3 separate regions of the Mus musculus genome follow, and all the other regions are linked to region 1. The links are chromatin loops, found by intact Hi-C in ENCODE. Cell type or tissue: left cerebral cortex. All regions are shown on one strand.

The links. A loop is a pair of places that touch in the nucleus more often than their neighbours do. Peaks named below come from ENCODE experiments on the same cell type or tissue, not always from the same donor. Only the 100,000 strongest peaks of a DNase experiment are listed, where the experiment ranks them.
Region 2: a loop joins it to region 1, with 2.6 times the contacts of the local background. A loop is called at or near these places in 8 of 42 quality-filtered maps.
Region 3: it touches region 1 in a loop (2.3-fold over the local background); 10 of 42 quality-filtered maps call a loop at or near these places.

The regions. Positions count from the first base shown.
Region 1 is chr13:48,460,331-48,468,330 of GRCm38, reverse strand. Gm40941 (a long non-coding RNA gene) reads left to right here. Exons shown (of 2, transcript XR_873371.1): 2 at 1,844-2,521. Among named protein-coding and RNA genes, the nearest start is that of Gm40941, 13 kb to the left of the region's middle. In left cerebral cortex, a CTCF peak has its summit at 3,920 (motif pointing right); DNase peaks (open chromatin) are centred at 2,328 and 3,929.
Region 2 is chr13:47,838,171-47,846,170 of GRCm38, reverse strand. It overlaps Gm35991 (a long non-coding RNA gene), which reads right to left and starts at 2,356. Exons shown (of 3, transcript XR_382321.2): 1 at 2,051-2,356. In left cerebral cortex, no CTCF peak of the experiment used is centred here; DNase peaks (open chromatin) are centred at 2,175, 2,516 and 3,581.
Region 3 is chr13:47,138,716-47,146,715 of GRCm38, reverse strand. A930002C04Rik (RIKEN cDNA A930002C04 gene) reads left to right here. Exons shown (of 3, transcript NR_126083.1): 3 at 591-2,776. It also overlaps a transcript of Rnf144b not described here. Among named protein-coding and RNA genes, the nearest start is that of A930002C04Rik, 6.0 kb to the left of the region's middle. In left cerebral cortex, no CTCF peak of the experiment used is centred here; DNase peaks (open chromatin) are centred at 108, 678 and 3,814.

The DNA.
Region 1 (8,000 bases):
TGTGTCCGATGGACCCTTAGTTTTTCAAATTCACACCACACCACGGCACTATTTTCTGTTTTATCGTTTGCCTGCATTTCCGTTAATGATAGGCAGCACGAAAACAATTTTCCTGCCGCGTCCTAAACATTTTTAACTGTCTTCCTGAGACACTTGGGCTGAGGCCGATTGTGGCATTGAGAAATATGCATAGCACACCCTATTGGAACGGATCAGATGCCAGACACTCGCTATCCTTCTGTAAAGGGATGCAGTATTTGTGTGTAACTCACACACATCTTCTTGTATGTTTTAAACCATCCACAGATTACTTCTAATACCTATCACACCACAAACACTGTATAAACAGTCTCTGCTCTGGATTGTTTAGGTGATAGTGTCAAGAGAATATGTCTACACCGGTTCATCACAGATGCACATTTTTTTTTGCTGGTGTTTTCCACTGTGATTGAATTCTCAGCTGTGGAACCTGCAAGTCCTGAAGGCCAGCTATACTTTGTGTTCTTCTTTTCTAGTACCCCTTTCTGTTCTCTGGCTCAGGATCTTTGAACAGCATATAGGAACCCATTCCAGAAAAGTTACGATGGAGAAGCGGAAACTCCCGTAATAATTTGTGACCTTGCTATGTTAGTGCCTAGGTGAGCCTCTCCGAAATCGCTCTGCGGCCAATGGAATTGGCCTCACTTTGCAGAAGGTGCGGGTGGGGGGCGCTGAGGGTTTCAGGCTCACAGAGCTGAGCACATTTACAGCCCCTCCTCTGCCTTCAGAGCATGAAGCTGGTTCAAGGCTTCCTGCCCAGCTTCTCCTGCTGAGACACTCTGCATGAGTGGATTGTCTGAAGGTGATTTCTCTCTTTCTTTCTTTCTTTCTTTCTTTCTTTCTTTCTTTCTTTCTTTCTTTCTTTCTTTCTTTCTTTCCATTCTCTCTCTCTCTCTCTCTTTCATTCTTTCTCCACCAAGAGTGAAGAGTTTATTGATCTCAAAAGTTGGAGTAGATAAATGAGATGAGGTTCTGTCCTCGTCCTCCTGCCAGGCTTTCGGAAGGGCTGAGAGAACATCTAGGCCTGTGGAATCTGGAGCCTCACGCTTCCCAGCTGGCAGTGGCCAGAACATTTTTGGGCCTCCACATGGAAAAAGTCACGAGGGCAAGACCCAGATTCCCCCAACTCTTGGATTCCCCTCCCCCCATTAAATTTTTTTTTTCTACTAAGTGTCGGGCAGACTGATCCTACTAATTTTGTGAGCTACTAAGAGCCTCGGTTTCCCTAATTCGTGATCAGAAGGGTTTTTATTTATTCACCATTTTAAAGAATAGGAAGAGATTTGGTAGCCTTTCTAGTGGGAGCCATGGCCAGGTTCCCACTGTGAGAGCCACACATGAGAGTCCTATATTCATCTCAGGCTTGGCCTCCCATGTGGCAGCTGAGCCATCAGGCTGGCTGTGAAATGCCTTATTTTATTTTCTGCCTAACATCAGGCTGCAAATGAAAATACCTTTTCAACCCTGGTATTATTACCCCTATGGATGGTACCTTTAATGCGCGCTATTCATTGTTATAATGGCCGCACCTGTGTAGCAAGTGCGCATTAGAACCACAGCAGCTGTGGGCTGTAATTGCAAAACATTATTTTCTGTTTCTCCCTGAAAGCTTTTGTGTGTGTGTGTGTGTGTGTGTGTGTGTGTGTGTGTGTGTGTGTGTGTGTGTGTTTGTGTGTGTGTGTGCTTCAGTGTCCACGAGTTTGTTTCATCTATAATGACTCTGGCCCAAAGATTCTCTACCTCCCCCCTTTTATACAAGGGCTAACTGTAAATACGTTTGTTTGTTTCTCAATTCGTGTTTCAGGGAATGTCAGATGCTACCGCATCCTCCTGTGCGTGGGCACGGTCAGAAATGGCACTTCAGAGAGCTACTTGGGAGAGCATGTGGTCTGCGGAAAGGTTCCTGTGATCAACGCCGCTGGGAGCAGCAGCCTTTATGTGCTTGGCACCCAGGCGCTGCCATGATTAATGCATTTGTTCCTTGATATTCAGCCCCTGGGTGTCTGCGGGACAGTGAATCAATTTAGCATTTGCAGATCTAGATAATCACTGGTACCAAAGATGTTTTCTTTGGTGTGAGGGGCTCCCTAGCTTCTTCACACAAGAGTTCTAAGAGACAATAGCCCTCTCCTTGTTTCTCTTTCTTCATTTTCTTTGTATTTTTCTCTGAAGCCCTCCTTGATGCGATGCTGTGGCTGTGGCTACTGGAAAGATGCTCATCTGTTAGCCTTGCAGATCCCGGCAGAAAGTAGAAAGTTAGCCGCTGGCAGACAGGCAGGCAGGCAGAGCTTTGCAGGATGGGAGGCAGCTCCAGCGTCCTCACCTGCCTCTACCCCATCTGTCATGCTACCTCTTTGGGGGATCTTTGGTGACACAAAATGTGACACACTGGCATTGAAGTAGGTACTTGTAGCTGTCTAAGCAACTGCCTGGGGGAGGACTAAAAAAAAAAAGTGCCAGTTGATTAAAGAAATTGAGCTTCCTTCCTTCTCCTGTGTTTACCTCATTTGCAAAGACATCCCTGACTTGCGCCCTCCCACAGCCCAGCACGCTTGGATACAAGGGGAGGAAACCGCCTGGCAATATTCTAAGCACAGATGTTAGTGGCTGACCAGTTTAGACTGGGAGACCAGGACAGCTCATCCCAAGTACTGGGGAACAAACGATAGATCTATGAACAGCTTTGGGGATTTGTTGCAAGATAGGGATTCTCTGTAAAGTTTCTCCCCAGAGTGAGTGTAGACGAACAGTGAACAGGACTGTCAATCACAGCTAATCCCATCCTCACAGTGAAAATGATTCTCAGAGAAACTGTACCTGAAACCCTGTGAGCCTACAGGAAGAGGGGCCCTGGACCAGTGCAGAGACTCTCACAGGGAGACAGGGCTGAGCAGAGCAAGCCATGCAGGTTTTCCGTCGCGTTCCCATCCAACAGTGCAGTATTTTTTTGCAGGCTTGCAGAGTTTTTTCACCCTGAACTCACAAACACAAGACTTAAAGAGACGCGGCATTTTGTCGTGAGGGCAGGGTGTGAACTGACACCATCGCTTCTGGCTCTCTCTTTGCTCTATTTGTTCTATTAATGTCTGGTTTACTTGCCTGATTTACTTAGAGAAAAATTATGGGGGTAACTGACCAATAGGAAGTGGGGCTCACTGCAGAGGCAGCAGGACACCAGCATTTTACAATCAGGAAGAACGTAGACCTCCCCCTCTCTCCCTCTCTCTCTTTCAGGGCTTCCCCAACACTGGGCTGTATCCCTCCTGCCTCTTCAGGCATCTCCTTGTTAAGTCTTACATTTTAAACCAGGTACGGTGGTTGTCACCAGTCGGGAGGCAGAGACAGAAGAATCATCACTTCAAGGCAACCTTGGCCTTCACAGCAAAACCCTTCTCAAAACACTAAAAAATTGTAAAGTGCGGGTGGCTTTTTATAATATTAAAATACACTGAAAAAATGCAAGATTACTAGGCCAACTTGAACTTATTTATACACTGAGATTGACAGCAGCAGCAGCAGTGAAACTATAAAGGGAAAGAAACAAGTTGGCTTCTGCCAAGTTTTTTTTTTTTTTTTTTTTTTAAATCAGGTCCTGTAAAAATTACAAAGTGTGTGAGATTTTTAAAAAGCTGAGTAAACCTGTTCACAGTGGCTTTCTTCCCTTGGAGAATTTTATTGTTGAAATGGGCTTTCGGATCAATTTTGCATAAGAATTGTGTCTTTTTTGTTATAGTGACTCAATTCATTTAAAAAGAATATCAATGTCGTGTGGGATAGAGTGGTAGGAAAGAGAAGAGGCAAAGCCCTTTTATTGCCCACATAAGTGAGGCTACACACAAGCTGGGAAACAAGATCCTGGTGGCTGTTCATCCCACTCCTGGCCAGGAGATGGCACTGTTTCCTTAAGAATTTTCCAGAGACGCTAGAGGAAAACCACAATTTATCTGAGGACATTGTGTTTTGTTCTCCTTTCAAAGGTACAGCATTAGAAAGCGTGGGTCCCCACAGCCATGGCACTACCCTAGTATTCAAACAATTAATACACAGTTATGCCCTCCCCCCACCAAATTGTTAAAAGTTTTCAGTCGGACATGAGAGTGGACAAATGAAGTGAACATGTTTATTATGAAGACACAATTTTAACCTGTCAGTCTCCTTAAATCATCCTATCCCCCAGATTATCTAATTCTTCTTGGAGAAGGGGGCTGGGTGAAGTTATAGCCTGAGCAGTTGATGCTCACCACGAACACAGGAACATGCTGCTTTGCAATGATCGTATTTCTGTATTTGATGGCTTTCTTGCTCCAAATGCGCACGTGCGTGTGTGTTTCTGTGTGTGTGTGTTTCTGTGTGTGTGTGCTTCTGTGTGTGTGTATTTCTGTGTGTCTCTGTGTGTCTTCCTCATTCACCCATCTTATCATTCCATTCATTCACTTTTTGAGAGTACTCACTCATTCTTTGAGACAGGGTTTCTCTGTGCAGCACTGGCTGTCCTGGAACTCACTCTACTCTGTAGACCATGCTGACCTCGAACTCAGAGCGCTGGATAAAAGTTGTGTACCACCATGCCTGGCCTTAAATGCAAAGCTCAGGTGGATCCTCCTGTCTCTTTCTGTGAATCCTTACTGGTTACTGGCGAATATCACTACAACCAGCCCCAGCTTATACAACGTGGGACGGTCTCACAGTGAACCTGGAGCTTGCGGGTTCAGCAACACAAGCCGGCCAGCAAGCCCAGGAAGATCTGCCCAGCCTGGCTTTTTTACAAAGGGGATGGAGATCTGAACCCAGGTTCCTAGTGCTTTGTTGCAGGCCTTTCACCGACTCTGCCATCTCCTTAGCCCCAGGTGTCTTGTTCCTCAGTGTTTGCTCATGGTGTAGACATTCAGAAGCAAGAAGTGGGGGTGGGGTGGGGTGAAGAGCCTTGTTTGGACCGAGGTAGTGAAAATAAAACATTGGATCAGGTGGTTATGAACTTTAGAAACCTACCTATGATCTAGTTCTTAGTGATAAGTTTGGGGAGCACTGTCCCAGGAGCCCAAAATTGTTGGTGTGTTTGTTTCCACCCCACCTTACCACCATCCCAATTTCCAACTATTTAATTTGTGGAGAGTGTGGTCATTGAAAACACATGAGTGTGCACACACATGTGAGTAAGATTTAAAGCAGCTATTATGAAGCTGGAGAGATGGCTCAGCGAGGATGAACACCTGTTCTTGTAGAGGGCCCCAGTCCAACTCTCAGCACCTACAGGGTGACTCACAATGGTGTATAGCAGCAGTTCCATGAACCTGAATCTTCTGGCCTTTGCGGGCATCAAGCACACATATGGTACACATACACACACACATACACGTAGGTACACCATTCATACACATAAGATAAAAAGACGATTGCAATTACTTTAGCCATGGCTTATTTCTGACAAGAATGTCTGTCAAAATTATCTTCTATTATATGTATATGTTAATGTATACAGATATGAATGTGTCTTATATCTTGGTTTTAGGCAAAGGTTTAAAAATAATGTCTGAATTGACAGACATGTCACTTACCCCAATCTGACCCCTACACACTGAATACATGGGTTAAAATGTCTCATCATAGGCAAAAATTTGAACAGTTACTATGTGTCAATTAAGGATAAAAATATTCTAAAAGTTTGGATTAAATATGACTTAGCTATAGCTAAGTATTTGCTCTAAGGCAAAACTAAAGAATAAGGTCATTCTTTGAGACTTGGTCTTGATATGTAACTCAGAATGGCCTCAGACAAACGAGTTTGCCTCAGCCTGAGGGTCGCTGGCATGTGTCACCATGCAAGGTTGAGATGGAGTGAATATGTTTTGTCTCATTTTGTAACCTTGTCTTTCATGCTGGAAGGCGTGAAAATGTGTCCATGTCCAGGAGCCAAGATATATCTCAAGGTATTCTCAAATTTTTCCACCTGAAATACGTGCACATGTTTACACAGACATACACAAACAGGCACACACACAGACATACATACACACACAGGGACAGAGGCACAGAGACACAGACTCACACACAGATACACACACAGGTGCACACACAGGTGAACACACACAGACACACAGACACAGAAACACACACACACAGACATACACACACATACAGACACAGACACAGACACACACACACCACAGGCTTTGTGTATGATGTGTAGTTCAGGTCTTTACCTTTCTGGTATTCAAATTCACAGCCACCCATACTTCTCCATGGGTGGAGACCAGGAAGTGGCGTCTCTACCCTGTTCAGTATTCTATTTGCTGTCCTGCCTGCCAGATACAGGTGTCTTTATTTCTCGTTTCTGTAGCCACAGCATGGCTGCCTCTGCTGGGCTTCTGTCTCTGAGATTATTTTCCCACCTCCCTCTCCTATGGCCTTCTCTCCACTCTGAGTCTTGCCTCATCTCTTGGCCTTGTCTCACACAGCAGACATCTCATTCCCATCTCTGCCCTGACTGGGACAGGCAAACTCCTCTGACACACGCCGGAGTGGGGGATGGATGGGAAAGAGGAAATGACAGAAGGGTCCTGACAGTTAGCTACAGCAAATCCACTAGATGTTAAACAAAACACACAGCATGGTAGAATACAAAACAAAAAATGGCAGGAGTAAAGTTTTATCTTCTGGAAATCAGTAATATCAGTTTCTTGCAAGGCCTAGAAACTTCCATGTCTGTGTGCATCTGGTTTAGAGTCTACCTGAAACTTCTGGACTTGAGTGGCATATTTGCTCATGGGACATTATCTGTTAGCTTGTCCCAGTCTATTGTTGGCAGAGTCGAGCATGGGATGGATGCGTAATGCAGGGGACACCACCTGTTATTGACATTCCATCGCTTCGGTCTGGTGTATAATTTAGTTAAAAGTCTCTTTGGGTGTTTCAGGTCTCTTCTCCCTGGCTCTGTTTCTCTCCCACATGAACTACTGGAGCTGAAACCTATCTGGGCCCACATTGTCTTTTAAGCAGAATGGCTTCCTGCTTCCCAGCCTGGCGATCCTGGAGAAATCTTGGGCCCCCTCTGTCTTTGCAGGATTGGTGTGTTGGAATCTACCGATTGTTTGGGTCTTTTTTTTTTTTTTTCCATAAAGCTTCTGCCTGAGAGATTTCTTGTTCTAATCCAGCCTTTCCTGGTCCCTGTTCCCATTCCTGCACTAAAGCCCTTGATTGTCATGCCACTGAAGACGAGATGTCAGAAGACTCACCAGGGTCTTCTCCACTGATGAAGGGTTTCCGATCTCACAGACCTTCCGTCTCTGATGAAGGCACCCTGTACCTTGCTAGAAATTTCTGAAGTTCTCTTCCCTTTGTAAGGTTAAGGATCCTGACAGTAGAACTGGCTTTTTAAACTTTTCTCATCTTTTCCCATAATGCCCTGTCTGGAAAGAGCAACCAAGTCTCAGCATCTCCCTCTGTCTTCTTTGTCATTCCACTTTAAAGCAAGCGCGATGTCCTATCTGAATGGGATGGCTCCCAAAGGAAAACCTGATAAACTTCATCTATAAGGGGAATCTACTGGGTATCACTGAAATGACTTCTTTACAAGTACGAAGTTGTGTTTTAGAGTATGTGAATGGTTTTGTGTTTGTAGATTTCTACTTCCGTTTGTTGGCTCTTTTGTCTTCTCTATCCAATAGAGTTCTCCTTTTTGTTTTGTTTTTTTTCTCCAAGGTGTGTGAACCCCTGCCCAGAATCATTTAAGAAATTGGTAAGAAGGCACACAGGCATTTCTCATGGAGCCTTCTAGAAGCTCTTGTGACAATGGCTTCCTCTTGGTACTCTGTGGGGACCCAACACCAAAAAGACCCTTACCACTAAAAATCCCAAGAGTTACTTAATGGTGAAAAAATATTAGAAGTCTTTTGCAAATTTGCCTGTAAAATATGGGAAAATGGCTGTAGTATGTAGAGATTTAGGGCCATGTCTATATGTCT
Region 2 (8,000 bases), 620 kb after region 1:
ATTAAACCAAGAAGAGTCATTAGGCGCAATCAGGATAGGGTGACTGAGTGAGTGTCTGTGGGTCACACATGAGATGTGCTCTTTGCTAGCTTTCTGGAAAGGCAATGGAAACTAGTGGTGGCCATTTTACTGAAAAAAACATCTTTAGGAGAACTGTTTTTCTTTTACTTCCTGCGAAATTGCTCAGGGACCGTTTGGTTGACCAGTAGGACAAGTTCAATAGCTAATGCTCTTTCTTCTTTAAGGCCATGACCTATAGCAGCATTTGCCCTAGAGCATGCATTCTGACAGACAACCAAATCAGGCAACAGCATATATACACTTAACCCTTTTCTCTCCAAAGTGCTTCTGTGTCTTTATGAACTAGCCCTGCTTCGAGTGCTGAGTCAATCCTCACCAGGCTTATATATCATATGATATATAATATACATTATTATATATTATATTATATATAATGTATATTATATAATATACTATATATATATGAAACCAGCCAATCATGACTGAAGCCCCTGAAACCATGAGCCAAAAGTACTCTTTTTTTTTTTTTAAATTTAAGTTGATGTAGCTCAGGGTAAAAAACATGTGCATATCTAGTGCTGCAGAGGCTAGAAGAGGGTGCCATCTCCTGTGGAACTGGAGTTAGGCAGTTGTGAGCCACCATGTGGGTTGTGGGAACTGAACCACTGGCATCATAAGAAGAGCAGTGATGATCTTAACTCTCTGGACCATTTCTCTAGTCCCTGCTTTTACTTCTTAACCAAAGGTAAATCAAGCCCATGGGGAGCTTGTGGAGAGCAAGTCATAACTGGATGCATTGGAGAGCTTGGTTAAACAGTACCTGGAGGAGGCCTGGGTAGATGGCTCAGGGAATAAAAGTACTTCTGCATAAGCAGGAGAACCTGAGTTCAAACTCTCAGAATCCAAGTAAAACCTGGCAAATAACCCGCATCTGAAACGGCAGCACTTGTTTCTACAGTGAGATTCCAGATAGAGACTCAGAAGGTCATGGGTCAGCTAGTCTGAATTACCCAGATGCAAAACAAGAGTCTCCTGCCTCAGACAATGTGGAAGGCCAAGACTAGGCTGGTCCTTTACCTCACATCAGCACTGACACACACACACACACACACACACACACACACTCCCGGTAGATTTTCAAATTTCAGGGAACCTTTAGCAGACATCACTGGCAGAGCCAGAATCATTCATGTAATAGTGAACATTGCTTCTGCTCATTACGGTTTAAGTCATGGGGTGGTATTGGTAGAAGAGATAGAACTCAGGTAGGGTTTTATGTGCATGTAACGACTTTGGTCCTTTCTGTAATGAACAATGAAAGGTACTAGAAAGGGGGAAAACAATATTGGTTATTTCACTTTTAAAAACTGTACCAAATAGCATTTGAGAAGATGGAATCTATGCACTCGTGTGATGCTCAGGGGATGCAGAGCCTTTCTTGCAAGCTTGAGGATCTGATCTCGATCCTTAGAATCCATCTAAAAGAAGGTGGGTGTGCTGGTGTGCACTTTGAATCTGCGAAAACGGACACAGGAAGACCCTTGGGGCTTCCTGGGCAGCCAGCCTGAGAAAGAGTGTCAAGAAAGAAAGAAAGAAAGAAAGAAAGAAAGAAAGAAAGAAAGAAAGAAAGGAAGAAAGAAAGCAAGCCAATGGACAGACAGAAAGAATGAAAAAAAAGAAAGAAAGAAAAAAGGCCGATGGACAGACAGAAAGAAAGAATGAAAAAAGGAAAGAATAAAAACAAAACAGAAGGTTGTCCTCTGACCTGTGTCACATGGACCCCCACAAAAATAAATGAGACATTGAAATTGCCCCCCAAATAACTAATCCCCCACCAAAGGAAATAAGAGACGCAGAAGACCTTTCTGTCCACTCCCCTACCCCACCGAGAGAGAACAGAAAAATAAATATCTGTGCTTTTGGTTTTTCAAGGTATGGTAAGGAGAATTTTTTAAATATGCTTTCGAATCCTCAGAGACTTTATAATTTATCAGGAAAGACACATTCTTCCTAATGAAAGGCTACTGACCTTCAGGAAAGCGACAGTTCAATTACAGCCCATTCAGATGCAGAGCAGTGTTGATAAAGGACGGGGCGATGTGACTGGCATAGCAAAGAAAGGGAAAATGTCTGGAAAATTATTATTCGCTTCTTAAAAGTTTAATTGTGAAACAAGAATAATAAATACGATCGCTCAGGTGGCAGAATCCTTTCTTCCCTGGCCCCGTGCTCCATTAGATCTGCTCCATTGGCTGTGCTGCCTGCTTGCTTTTCTTTCTGCTTCCTAATATTCTTGCCTTTTTAATCCTCTAAACCGCTAAGGCTAACAGATCAGAAAGCCCTTGGGGTTCTGAAATGCTGGGTTTCAAAAACGAATTCCTCCCCCCCCACCCCCTTCCCTTTTGACTGGCAAGGCAAGCTGGAACATGTCTTGGTGTTATTTTAAGTGTCTGACTACTATTTAGAGGATAAAATAGATGGAGAGGCAATCGCCATACCCTCAGCCACCCACCCACAGTCATGCCCAAGCTCCAGGGAGGTAGGCGAGCCCCTCCTGGGCTGAGAATAGCTAAGCAAAGTCCTGGCTAGACTCTCTGGAGCCAGCCAGCAGCCAGACTTGATTGATACCTGCAGGTTCTGTTTGCTGAGTCTCTCCAGGTGTGGGGAAGACACCTGATTGTCACTTTGTAAATCAGAGGAGTGCCACTCAGACACACAACTCTGGTCTCACCCAACAGAACCTCAGTTCACCATCAGCAACTGCCATAGAGATCGCCTCCAGAACAATACATTTTTTCCTTAAAAAAAACAAAACAAAACAAAACAAAACATTGCATCGGACTCTAAAACTTGGGAGGCAGCCAACACAAATATTTGAAGCCAAAGCATTATTTTCATTTTTAATATTTTTACCTCGGAATTTAATATCAGCCAGCTACGTGTGTGGTACGGAGGGGTGGTTGAACAGGGTAAAAGGAGTGGAAACTCTGAGAGAGCCTGCATGTTCCCAACACCTATCAGACTGCCAGGCACATGGTGGCTTTTCAACGTTTTGCCGATAGATCATTGCTCTTTTGTTTCTTGGATGAGCTGTACGATCCATGAACTTCTCTCTCGAGAACACCCACTCTCTAATTTACTCTTGGGTTTCTTCTCCCTCCACTGGTACCGAGATGTAGATTTACCTCCAACACAACCATGAATCCTTGTGTATCGTCTTTGAAATGTAGCTTACCGCAGGGTTAATAAAGCATGATTTCTGTGGATTTATGCTGTAGTTTGGAGATTTAATGGCCCCAGAAAACACGTGTTAAAGACTTGGCCCCCTCTGAGAGTATCCAGAGGTGACGTTTTAGGGAAGTGATTGAATCAGGAGGGGCTGGAACTCAATGGATACATTGATGGATCAAGGGAGGTATGGAGTCATACTTGGCTGGCATTATTCGGGGATGGGAGGGTCTAGGAAGTAACGTCTGATTGGATGATTTAAATCACGGGGGGCGGGGGTGTGTGTTTTCTTGATGATTCTCCTCCCTTACCCTTTTCCACTACACCACCCCCAGGTTCTGTCTCCTAGCTACCATGAACGGAGCACCTCTGCTTTCCCACACACTTCTGCCAAACTATTCGAACTCAGCACAGCTCAGGAAAAGCAGAGAGACGCTACAGTAACCAGGGGAACCAAAGAATGGAGTCCTTGAAACCTTATACCAAAATAAACATTTTGCCCTTATTTTTGATTTGCTTGGGCATTTTTTTTTGTCATGGCCGAGACAAACAGCTAATGAAACAATGAAAGTGCTGAGCTAGCTTTTGTGTCCTCGGCCCTCAGTTCTTTGGATGCATCCTTCACTTCTGCATAACCCAGAGGACATATCTCTGTGTTAAAAGATGCCCTAGAAAACATTCTTTCAATGTATATTATTCTCTACTTTCGGCTTAGGACCATCCAGACTCTGAACTTTAAGATGCTTTTCAGTTCTAGTCCAGTGGTCAGAGAAGATGAACTCTGTCCTTTATGAATATAAATCTAGACCCATGTGGCATGGTCTATCTTTTGTGACATTGCTCCTTACACTTACTCCAATATCTGTTCAATTTTGCTATCACTCAGCACCTTGATGTAACTATGAACAAATTTCCTTTGGGACAAAGGAGTTGCATTAGGGATATACTATATGTATATATTATGGATTTTCTATTTTATAAATATAAATTATGGACTTTCTATTTTAAAAATATAAACACAGGAGCTGCATAGAGCAATCTGTCAAAATCTGCTCGGTTCATCTCTTTTTTTACTTAATCGGTGTGTTACAACATTATTGAATGCATGGGACACGCAAGTGATGAAAACTTAACCAAAAAAACATACAAATAGCAAGAAATGTTTATTATCTTACATAACAGATGATCCTATGTTGGAGCCTATACTGTTAGGCAGTGTAGTAGTTTAAAAACATTCTGGATGATTCTCAAGGTTTGCGCTTGTTTTTATCCTGTTCTTAGATAATAGGCAGTGCAGAGCAACCAAAGGCTTACTGTGAATGGCTGTAGGAATTGTATTTTCACATTTTAATTTAAAGGAAAAATATGATTAAAAAACAACACCCATAAAACTTATTTTCCTTTGGGTACTTTATCAATAGCACAAAGATCTTTGTCTAAAGCTACCGCCACAGCCTTACCCTCATCCTCCTCATGAGAAAGGGCTAAGTCCTATTGTCTTTTTGAAATAGATCTCTGAGAAGAAAATGAGATGAACCCCAATTTGTTTAGGGAAATCAAAACCCACTGGGGTTAGGAATCTCTTTTTTCCAAGCATTGATTGCTGAGAGGGAAGGAGGAGAAGGAGGAGAAGGAGGAGGAGGAGGAGGAGGAGGAGGAGGAGGAGGAGGAGGAGGAGGGGAGGGGGAGGGGGAGGGAGGAAGGGGAAGGGGGAGGGGGAGGGGGAGGAGGAGGAGGGGAGAGAGAAAAAGAGATGAAGGAAGGAAGGAAGGAAGGAAGGAAGGAAGGAAGGAAGGAAGGAAGGAAGATGAGGTCATTTCGACAAAATTTGGGTGACTTGTTCAAGCAAAGATGGTCAGTAACCAAGAGAGCTGATTGTAAGGGAAACCTCCTATCAGTGGGTTAAGATGGAAGGTAGAGAACTGGTGAGGGCAGTGTTGGAAATCAGTGCATAGAAAGAGAAGAGCAAGCAATCGTGTGTAGAACAGGTGTTTGATAATTGCAGGTGAAGATGAATGAAACACAATTTGCAACAACATTAATCTGACACATCTCTAATGATATGTGCTGTTCCGTGGTAGTTCAGGCCGATAGTTTAGTAGTTCACACACATAACTGTAATTAGTACTAGTTTTGACAGATCTTTATAATAGTTTTTAATCTCTTATTGTTCATCAGTTTATGAATGAGCAGCAATATTCGCAGGCTCTTTTTCTTTCCTCCAGCCTCTCAAACAGTTGAATCCTAAACAAAGGTTCTCATATAGTCTCCATGAGAAGCACCAGAGGACTGCCCGAGATGTGCACTAGCCTGTGATTCCTATGGTCTTCCCTGCTCCCTAACTATATCTAGAAAGGAACCCATATGAGAGGTTCACAACTGCCTGTAACCCCACCTCCAGGGCATCTGAAGCCTTCTTATTACTTCCCTGCACGGGCATGGCATAGACATGCACACACACACACACACACACACACACACACACACACACCCATGAATGCTCAAGCACAAAAATAAATAAATCATTAAAAATAATTAAACATAAAATGAGTGGCTGGGAACTTGCGATATAAAGACTCCTTCAGGCTCTACCTTCAACGTTTCTACTCTTAGATTTGCTTTAGGCAGGAGCAGTTTAATTCAATTATAAGGAGACATATAGAAATTGTATTTGAGGTGATTTCATACATTACAGGGAACATTGATTTTAATTAGCTAAATAGCCTTTTAGAGACTTAAGTTACTTCCTGTGTCTTGGGGTGCCTGCAACACTTTTACCAAAGTAATAGTTTCATCAGCCCAGACGCTATGAACTCATTATTTGGAGAGCCCTTTATATTAAACTGGTTCCTTTTAACAATCACAAGAATTTGAAGAATCTGAAGAATATATAGCCCATATAAATAAAATGGAGAACAATTATGTTTGTATCATAATTTATTATTGTTGTTATTATTCTCCATTTGTGAAATAAGAATGCTTCCTTAATACAGCATCATAGAAATGGCTAGACAAATAAAGACAGCTCGGAGGAACACCTGCATTTATTTATTTATTTATTTATTTATGCACCTGAGAATGTACCTTCCTGACAGTTGCCAGCTCTACAAGCTGGGGAATCTTCTTGTTGATTAGCTTTGGGTTTCTTTTGATTAATATTTATCTTTATTTGTGTGTCTTTATGCACCCGAATGCAGTTGTCCCAAGAAGGCCAGGAGTGGGTGTCAGGTCCCCCAGAGCTGAAGTTACAGAAGGTTGTGTTAATCCCAGAGATGGGACTCGAAAGCCCACCAACCCAAATCATCATGGCCAAATTAATTAAAGCAAGCTTTATTATTATTATTATTATTATTATTATTATTCCTGGATACATACTGTCTCTCCCTAAGGTGGGTTTCAAGAGGTCAGCACAGAGTATGAGGAAGACAAGGGTTTTTATAGTTCAGGAGTAGAGGATTTCCCAATGGGGCAAAACAGGCAGGCTTATAGAAACAGAACATAAGCTTAATAAGTTAGTCTCTCTTGAAACAAAGATATGGCTGTAGGGTGGGCACCACAAGGGAGTCATAGGTGGTCATATAACACTTTGAAAGAAAGGTAGGATTTTGAGATGCCTATAAACAACTTTTTGAAACAAAGACATGGTTGCCATTCCTGGAACAGGCAGTACAGAACCATTCATAGTTGAGGTTACAGGTGGGGCAGAGTCCAGTTCCTTGAGACACAGAGATCTAATCACCAACAAGAATGAACCTCCTTTGTTTTTACAATAAGATGACTTTTAAGCCTAAGATGGTTCTTCAGTTGTAAGCCATTGGAGGGGTCCTGAAAGCAAAACTGGGTCCTCAGGAAGAGCAGCAAAGCCTCTTGACCACTGAGCAACCTCTCTAGACTCCAGCTTTGGGGTTCCTGATGCATGGCACTTCAGTCATGTCAGGTTGAGATAACCCTTGTCAATGAGAATGCTGTCTCAGATAGCTCCTTTCCCAAACCTTTGTGCACACCATCCTGTGGTCCTACCTGCTCAGTCTTCTTCTCTGTGTCCTTCATCCCCAAATCTCCATTCTCACGACAGTTTTTAAATTCCCGATGATCTGTGTACTTAGCAAAAGTGGGTCCCGCTTGAACCAGTGGGTAGCATACCTCCCAGTGTAGCCAGGAGATGCCACTGCTGGAGCCAACTCTGTTATAAGGTGATTCTCCACTCTCGTGGTCCTTGTCTCCTTCACCAAGGCTACTGTGACCACGAGGCTCTTTCGTAGATACGGAGGAACAGGTCTTACTGTTCCTGGAAAGCAATCTGGAAACGGAACTGCAGAATGCACCCTGATTCTTCCCAAGTCTTGCCACATTTGCTTTTTAATCTCATAGTTGGGGGGTGGTTGAGCTGAGCAAAAGTGTGAACACCAGGATGAGTTCCCTCTTCCATGCCGCCCTCACCCTCATGACTGGCAAAAGGAGTCAGAGCTGAGAATTTCAGCACCATTCAAGGAACAGCTCAGCAATGTTCACCACAGTCCTCAGAACACACTCAGATAGGGAGACATAGGTGACACCCCACGCAGACCTGTACCGGTTAGTTACTCCATAAACCCAACCTTCAACACCAGAGTGTGGTGTCCTTATCATTTGCTACCACAAATGAACAGAACATTCCAAAAGGAGAGCTAACCTTTCAGGTGACATTGTGTCCTGATCTTTGAAGACCTGCGAACACTAGAGAGCCCAATTAACCAAGGCTTCTTCTTGAG
Region 3 (8,000 bases), 1.3 Mb after region 1:
AACTCCCTCCCTGCTCTTAAAATGGCTTTTACTTTGATGGTTCTTTTTTTTTTTCCCCTCCCAAATGTCAAACCTATTATTGTTAACAACCCTTCAGGGTGTGTCAGACAGCCACTTAAGTGTGTTGTGGACACCCCCGTGTGTGAGTGGAAGCATCTGCAACTCCTTTAAATGCTAAGGATCCTCAGGCTAGAACCCTACCCTGCGTGTTGTGCCTGGGTTCGCTGGCTGAAAGGCTAATGTAGATATTAAGACTTTCTCAATATTTTCGCCTGCTGCAGAGATGGCTACAATAATAATAAGAGAACAATGATTCGTATTTCAAAAGCTGAGTAGCAAAGACGGTGATGAGTAGCACATGTTCCCCTGAAAATGATTCTGCCAAGTGTACACGTTGCTCATCCTGTCAGATCACACATTTGGGGGGGGGGGCATATCTCTGACTACATTCCACTACTTTCACGCCCAGCAATGAAAGCCACCCAAATACTGATCTGTAGATGCTGGCTGGGCTCGGCTGAATGCTGGGCCTGGTGGCACAGAGGAGTCAGTAAAATACCTCACCCCACATGCTTCTCATACCTCTCTAGGAACCTCAGGGATTGCGGTTCAGTTCACTCGCAGACCGAGGGCTTACAGTGCCTGGCCTGTTCCCGGGACTAGAGCATTCCACAGAGTCAACTGATACCTGCAGATGCAAAACACCATCTCTGCACTCCGCGCCACCCTTTCTCCACTGAGAACTGCAGGATGGGTAGTCAGAAGCCATGGGATGGTTGGCTCCAAGGTCCCCAGCTACGCAGCGCACTGAACAGCACTTCTCTCTGTGGGGCTTTAAGCCCAAAAAGGCTGCTTGTGACTGCACACTGTTTATGTTCATATCACATCATTTTTTTATTTCTTGGAATAACTGCACTGAAAGTCTCATTACCATCAAGACTCTGATGAGAACGAAAACAAAACCATCTCAGCCACATACAAGGAGTTAACACGAGTCAACACGTTACCTCTGCTTCCTTAAAACGTCTGCGTACTTTTTTATCTCCCACTGAACAAGATACAGCAGCTCAGTATAACTGAGTAGAGTTATATATTCAGGCAGCTTCCGACACTGTAAGAGTATATTTTTACAGCTAAAGGGAATGGCCATCAAAGAGCAACACTCTCCGTTTTCCAGTCCTTCCCAAGAGAAAGAGCATCATGCTGACTGGCTCAGGGAAGTGTGGTACAAAAAAATAAAGTAAAACAAGGAAGCAAACAGTGGCAGATCAGCCCATCTGCTAAGCCATTAGGACTGCGATGAGATAAATATAATTTAGACAGGTACCCCCAGCATGTACTTTGAGATATTGTAACTATCCAACTTTTTTTTTTTTTGAGGGATGGGGGGTGTCTCACTGTGTAGTCCTGCCATCCTAGAACTCACTATGTAGTTCAGTCTGGTCAGGAACTCACAAAAACCCTCCTGCCTCCACATCCCAAGTGCTAGGATAGATTAAAGGTGTATGCTTTTCAAACCCAGGCTTGCAACTGCTCTTTGAGTAGAGGGAAGCGACTTGAATCCAGGTCTCCACTTAGCCACACCTACTTCCGTCTTTGTTTTCCCAGCGTTCACTTAATGCTGGACGCACTAATGGATGAGGATGGTTAACATTTGACAGGATCGCCTCTCAGCATTTTTAAGATACACAAGTGTCTGGAGAGCCGCCTCTCCAGCCTGTCCTTCTCAGAGGCGGGGAACAGCTTCACCCCTAGGCATCAACACTCAAGCAGAAAGGCCTTCACAGTGGACCACAGAAAAGTGCTCACCAGGAAGTGCCCCTCCCACCCCCACGGAACGCGGCTCCTTTTCCTGTCCTAGAAAGGTGATGGCCAACGGCCTGTCTGGACTGTGTGAGAATTGACGCAGTGGGAACGGAGCTTAAATTCTACTATGCTACAGTGGGAGTCTCATGACCCAGGAGTCATATGTAAAAAAGAATATGCACTGTTTCCCAGACTACCTGTGTGTAAGTCTTAACTCTCAGGAGGATTTTCCAAGCGCAAAGGGTTAAGGAGCACTATGACAGTAATTTTTCTGAGCTGTCTGATCACTGCCGGTCACCTGTCATAAAGCCAAAGGGACAACACATGTCTGAGTTAATCTGTTTGTTCTTATAAAGCATTCGAGATTATTCCTAAGAAGCAACTTAATGAAAAAGAACGCCTACGGTCGGAAGTTCCAAGAGCCAGCATGATGGGTAAGGCCAATTTCTGGAGTCTTTGTGAGGGAAGGCAGGAAAACCCAGATAACAAAATAAATAAGAACCTCCAATACCAACAGTGGCAGCATATGACCAGGGTGTCCAGCTCAAACAAGAACGAGCTGCTTCCAAGGCGGCCGTGCTTAGGAACATACAGAATCCAGCAAATGCTTCTCCTTTGGAGAAACCAAGCACAACTTGGTTACAGCTTACAGCCTCCACTGCCCCTATCTCTAGTGAAAAGCTCCCTTTTCCATCCCTCACAGGACGCAGCATGGGGGGCCCAGCTCTGCCCTCCTCGCTCATCCATACATCTTTCTATCAAGGCTCGGGATGAAAACCTGGAGTAGGGAGCAGAGCCGTCACAAATTGTGTGACATAGCTTCAAGGTCCCTGAATATCCTATTTTTTGACTCTGACAAGACAGGAGTCAAAAAGTCAAATTGAGAAGCCGGTGACACCATCTCTGCTCTCAGGGCACATCTGAGTCTAATGGCTTTGCCACTTGAACCTTCCTTCCAAGTTGACTGCAAAAGAAAAAAAAAAAAAAAAACCCTAATGATGGAGCCATTCGTGAACCTGCACACATCCATCAAAAAGGATGAGAGCAGGGCACGCTGCTTTTCTCCCAAGGTCTTGAAAGTCAGGAAAAGTAAAACATATTTAAGCTAACAAATCTCATGAAAAGGTGGCAAGAAAGAGAGAAAAAAAGGAAGGAAGGAAGAAAGAAAGAAAGAAAGAAAGAAAGAAAGAAAGAAAGAAAGAAAGAAAGAAAGGAAGGAAGGAAGGAAGGAAGGAAGGAAGGAAGGAGAGAGAGAGACTAATTTAAAACAATCACAAGAGATATAGCCCCAGTGCATCCTGGGAAACCCTCTGACCGCTAAAGAAGACAAAAGCTCATAAGCAGAGAGACCGCGCATCTGGGTTTCTCTTTTGTATTCAGTCCGGGACCCCAGCCTATGGGCCAGTTCACCCTACTCCGAGCGGCTTTCTCCCTCCCTCGGTTACTCTTCTCTGGCATGGCCTTCACAGACACACCCTAAGGTATACCTAACTGATGCCCCATGCATCTTTAATCCTATCAGATTGGCAATCGGAATTAACCTTCACTCAAAGGTACACTTGGATCTAGCTCACCCATTTTAAAAGTTTGTTTAAACATCCCTATCGCAGAGACTGGGCAAAAGCCTTTAATCCCAGCACTTGGGAGGCACAGGTAGGTGGATGTCTGAATTCAAAGCCAGCCTGGGCTAGAGGGGTGAGATCCTTTCTCAAAACCAAAACAAAGCCTAGGGATGGAGCTTAGATAAGGCCCTTGATTCAAACTCCAGCACCAGAGAGAAAGAGACTGACTGACATAGAGACAGAGAGACAGAGACCGAGTAAAAAGAAAATGATCCATACCTCAAAATAGCTAGCAGCATGCTAGTCTGGTTTCCTAGAATGACAGATCAACAGAGCTAGAAAAACATTCAGGATGAGTCGTTTCAGGGCCTATTTATAGCCGAATGCCCTGAGACCCACGCAGACTGAAGGTCACACAGTAGCAGTAGGAAAAAGCTCAGAGCGGACTCCATGACTCTCAGCTCTGGGTTATGAATCCTGGTTGTAACTGTGCATGGCCATTAAAACAACTTGTGACCGGTTACAAATCATTCCTTGCTAGTTCACTACCATAGGCAAAGTTTCAAAGTTGTGAGTCAAGATACTGATATAGAAATTTAATTCCTCCTGAAATCCTAACTGCAACAACCACAGTTATACATATGGATATAGTATATGCATATAAAATCATATTTTTTGCTCTAAAGTACCAAATGTGTTACTTAGATTTCTCATTTCCCTTCTACGCTAAACCCTAAATTAAAAGCAGTTTCTGTCTTTCAAGAAAATACTCTTTAGAAAGGTTGTAACCATGGGTTACAAGCAGCCCCTAGAAATGGATACCAGATAATCTCATACTCACACCACAGAGCAGACACACTTACTGAGAACCTGTTAATATACTTAACCAAGGCACTCTGAAATACACATATATCACAATATCATGTGACTGTCATGGTTGTGTACACCTGTAGTCACAGCACTTGAGGGGTAGAGTCGGGAGGACCAGAAAGTCAAGGTCGACCTCTGCCCATAATGAGTTTGAGGCCAGTCTGGGCTACAGAAGACCTAGCCTCAAAATGATGATGATGAGGAGGAGGAGCAGGAGGAGGAGCAGGAGGAGGAGGAGGAGGAGGAGGAGCAGCAGCCATGGATTTTGTCATATGCATATATACAGTCCCAGTTACTCAAGGGCTGACTGAGGTAAGAAGATCACTAGAGCTCGTGGCCAGCATGGACAACAGGACTCGATCTCATGAAGAGAGAGGGAAAGTGGAAAAGGAGTTGGAGGAAGGGAAGAAACATAATGCACACCATATATACATATGTAGGCATCTTTTAAACTATTTGTAATATTTGTTTATTTAATGGATATGTATGTGTGTGTGTGTGTTAGTTTGGGTTTTACCGCTGTGAACAAACACCATGACCAAGTCAACTCTTATAAGGACAACATTTAATTGGGGCTGGCTTACAGGTTCAGGGGTTCAGTTCATTATCATCAAGGTGGGAAGCATGGCAGCATCCAGGCAGGCATGGTGCAGGAGGAGCTGAGAGTTCTACATCTTCATCTGAAGGCTGCTAGCAGAATACTGGCTTCCAGAAAGCTAGGATGAGGGTCTTAAAGTCCACACCCACAGTGACACACAAGGCCACACCTACTCCAACAAGGTCACACCTCCGAATAGTGCCACTCTCAGGGCCAAGCATATTCAAACCACCATAGTGTATATATTATTCGTATGTGTGATATATATGCATATATGTATACATATACATATGCCTGCAAAAACCATATTGTCAGACCGCTCCCCACCCCACCCCCCGCCAGGTACTGGAGTTCCTGGATACAGTTGTGAGCCTCCGTGTGGCTGCTGTGAGCCAAACCCCAGTCCTCTACAACAGCAGCAAGGGCTCACGACTACTGAGCCGTCTCTCCAGCCCTGACCTTTTATTGTTTAGTTAAAAAAAGAAACACTACTTAGAAGTGACATAAAATTCTGCTTGCAAATAATTGAACCAACTGGTCACAAGATCAGCAACAGTGGAATTACAAGGTGGGAAATGGAGAACAGAATAAAAAACAAAAACCAAAAAAAAAAAAAACTAAGTATACCTTTCCTGATTGAATACACAGCAGGTAATAAAGGGCATACATTTTAATCCCCAAATGAACAGCAATTAAAAACAAAAAACAAAACCCTGTTGCTAAGAGTCAAGAACCAGCTTGAGGTATCCTTGAGTAGTAGAACACTTAGCAGGCATGTCATCCCAACAGCACACACACACGCACACACGCACACGCACACGCACACACACACACACACACACACACACACACACACATTAAGATCACCTTTAGGAGCTAGAAAGATGGCACAGTAGTTAAGAACATTTGTCGCTCTTGCAGAAGACCTGAGTTTTATACCCAGCACCCATGTCATGTAGCTCACAACCACCTGCAACTCTAGCTCTGAGGGAGCTGATGGCTTCTTCTGGCTTCCTAAGGCACTTTCATTTACATACACGTATGTAGAAACACAAATAAAGTAAATCCTGGTGAGGAGCTCATTAAAGGTATTGCTCAACTGATGACCTCAGCAGCTCCCATGAGTTTCCTAGTTTATAAAGTTTCTCATTTATAAAATAATGTATGAGCCCAGATATGTCTGATTTTTTTTTTCTCTTTAGAAAAATTCTCATGATTCCTAAGCTAGCCTGAAAGAACTACTACGAACTTGAGGATAACGTGAACCATGGGGTCATTCTGAGGGCTGGAATCACAGGCATGTGCCACCGTGCCCTGATTATACGTGTGGTGATGAAAATCAAACCCAGGGCAAGATGCAGGGTAATGCCCTCTACTAACTGAGCGCAACATCTGAGAGTCCCTGTAATCTAATACAAGCCATACGCCTTAGTCACTGTTCTATTGCTGTGAAGAAACACCATGACCACAGCAACTCTTAAAAAGGAAAGCATTTCATTAAAGCTTGCTTACAATTTCAGAAGTTGAGTCCATGATAGGCTTGTGGGTAAGCAAGGCAGACAACAGAGAGAAAGAGAAAGAGACAGGGGGTCTGGCTTGAGTTTTTTGAAACCCTTAAAGCCCACTATGAGTGACATACTCCTTCCAACAAGGACACCCTTTCTAATCCCTCTCAAGCACTGCCACTTCCTAATAACCAAGCATTCAAGTATATAAGCCTTCTAGGGGACATTCCTATTCAAACCACCACATTATACTTCCTGGACCCCACAGGCGTGTAGACATTATCAATGCAAAAAAAAAAAATGCATTCAGTCCAATTTCAAAGGCCCCATAGTCTATCACAGCCTTAACACTATTTAAAAGTCTGAAGCCCAAATTCTCTTCTGAGATTCTTGGCAGTCTCTTAACTGTACTATCCTATAAAGTCAAAAGCAGATCACAGACTCCCAGCATACAATGGCACACCATACACATTACCTTCCCAAAAGGTGGGAAGGGAGCAGGGTGAGGAAATACTGAATCAAAGCCAAGACCAAAACCCAGCAGGTCAAACTCCAGATCCTGCATCTCCATCATCTCCATATCTGCTGTCAAAGCCCTCGTCAGAACTCCAATTCATTCCAACTTTGCTGACCAAAATACACTTCTCTTGGGCTGTTTAGCAGCTTTTCCTCAGCAGGTATCCCATGGCTCTGACATCTGCAACAGCTTGTGGGGACTCCGAGGCAACCCAGGCCTCGTGGTCAAAGCTTTACTCAAAAGACTTTCTTGTATTCTCTACGCTAAAGCCAGAGCTGTGTGGATGGAGCTGCCAAGTCCTCCCGCTTGCCGGGGCTGGGACCTGGCACCTGGTACAGATAGGTTTTCACCAGCTTTCTCTTTTCTGTGATTTCCTTTGCCGATTGAGCTTTTCTTTCATTCCTTTTCACCAGATAGAATCTTAGCTGGGTGGGGTCTCGCCCTGAGTTTACCACTCCTTTTATTGAATTTAGCACTGGGCTTTTCTTTAAACTTTTTAATTTTCTTGAGCACTGGACTTGACTTTACAACATTTTCTGATGCTCCTTTTCTCCCCACACTTCGTACTTTCCTTGCTTGTCTTGCTCCTTTTTATTACACATCTGCAAAGACTAACCTCTAATGACCATAGGACAGAGTCAGTGTTAGACTCTCTTGAAGTATCCTCTGCCAATGCTGTTAGTCCAGATGTCTTAAAATTAGCCCCAGGCAGATATTTTTGGACAAGGGCAGAAAGCAGCCACATTCTCCCCCAAAACATCACAAGAACAGTCTCTAGGCCACTTACTAATACTCTTCTCCTCTGAAACCTGGGCTGCCACGATCTACATTATTCTCAGCACCACTGTCTTCCCTATTCCTACTAGTATGGCCCATTTTCTCAAGTCCCAAAGTCCAAATTCTGATAACAAGAAGCATGGTCAGGCTTGTCACAGCAATGTCCCGGTCTCTGGTACCAACTTCTATCTTAGTCGGTGTTCTATTGCTGTGAAGAGATCATGACCATGACAACTCTTACAAAGGGAAGCATTTAAATGGAGCGTGCTTACATTGTTAGTGGCAGGAAGCATGGCAGCATGTAGGCAGAGAAGGAGCTGAGGGTTCGATCTCTGGATCTGCAGAGAAACACTAGGCCTGGATTG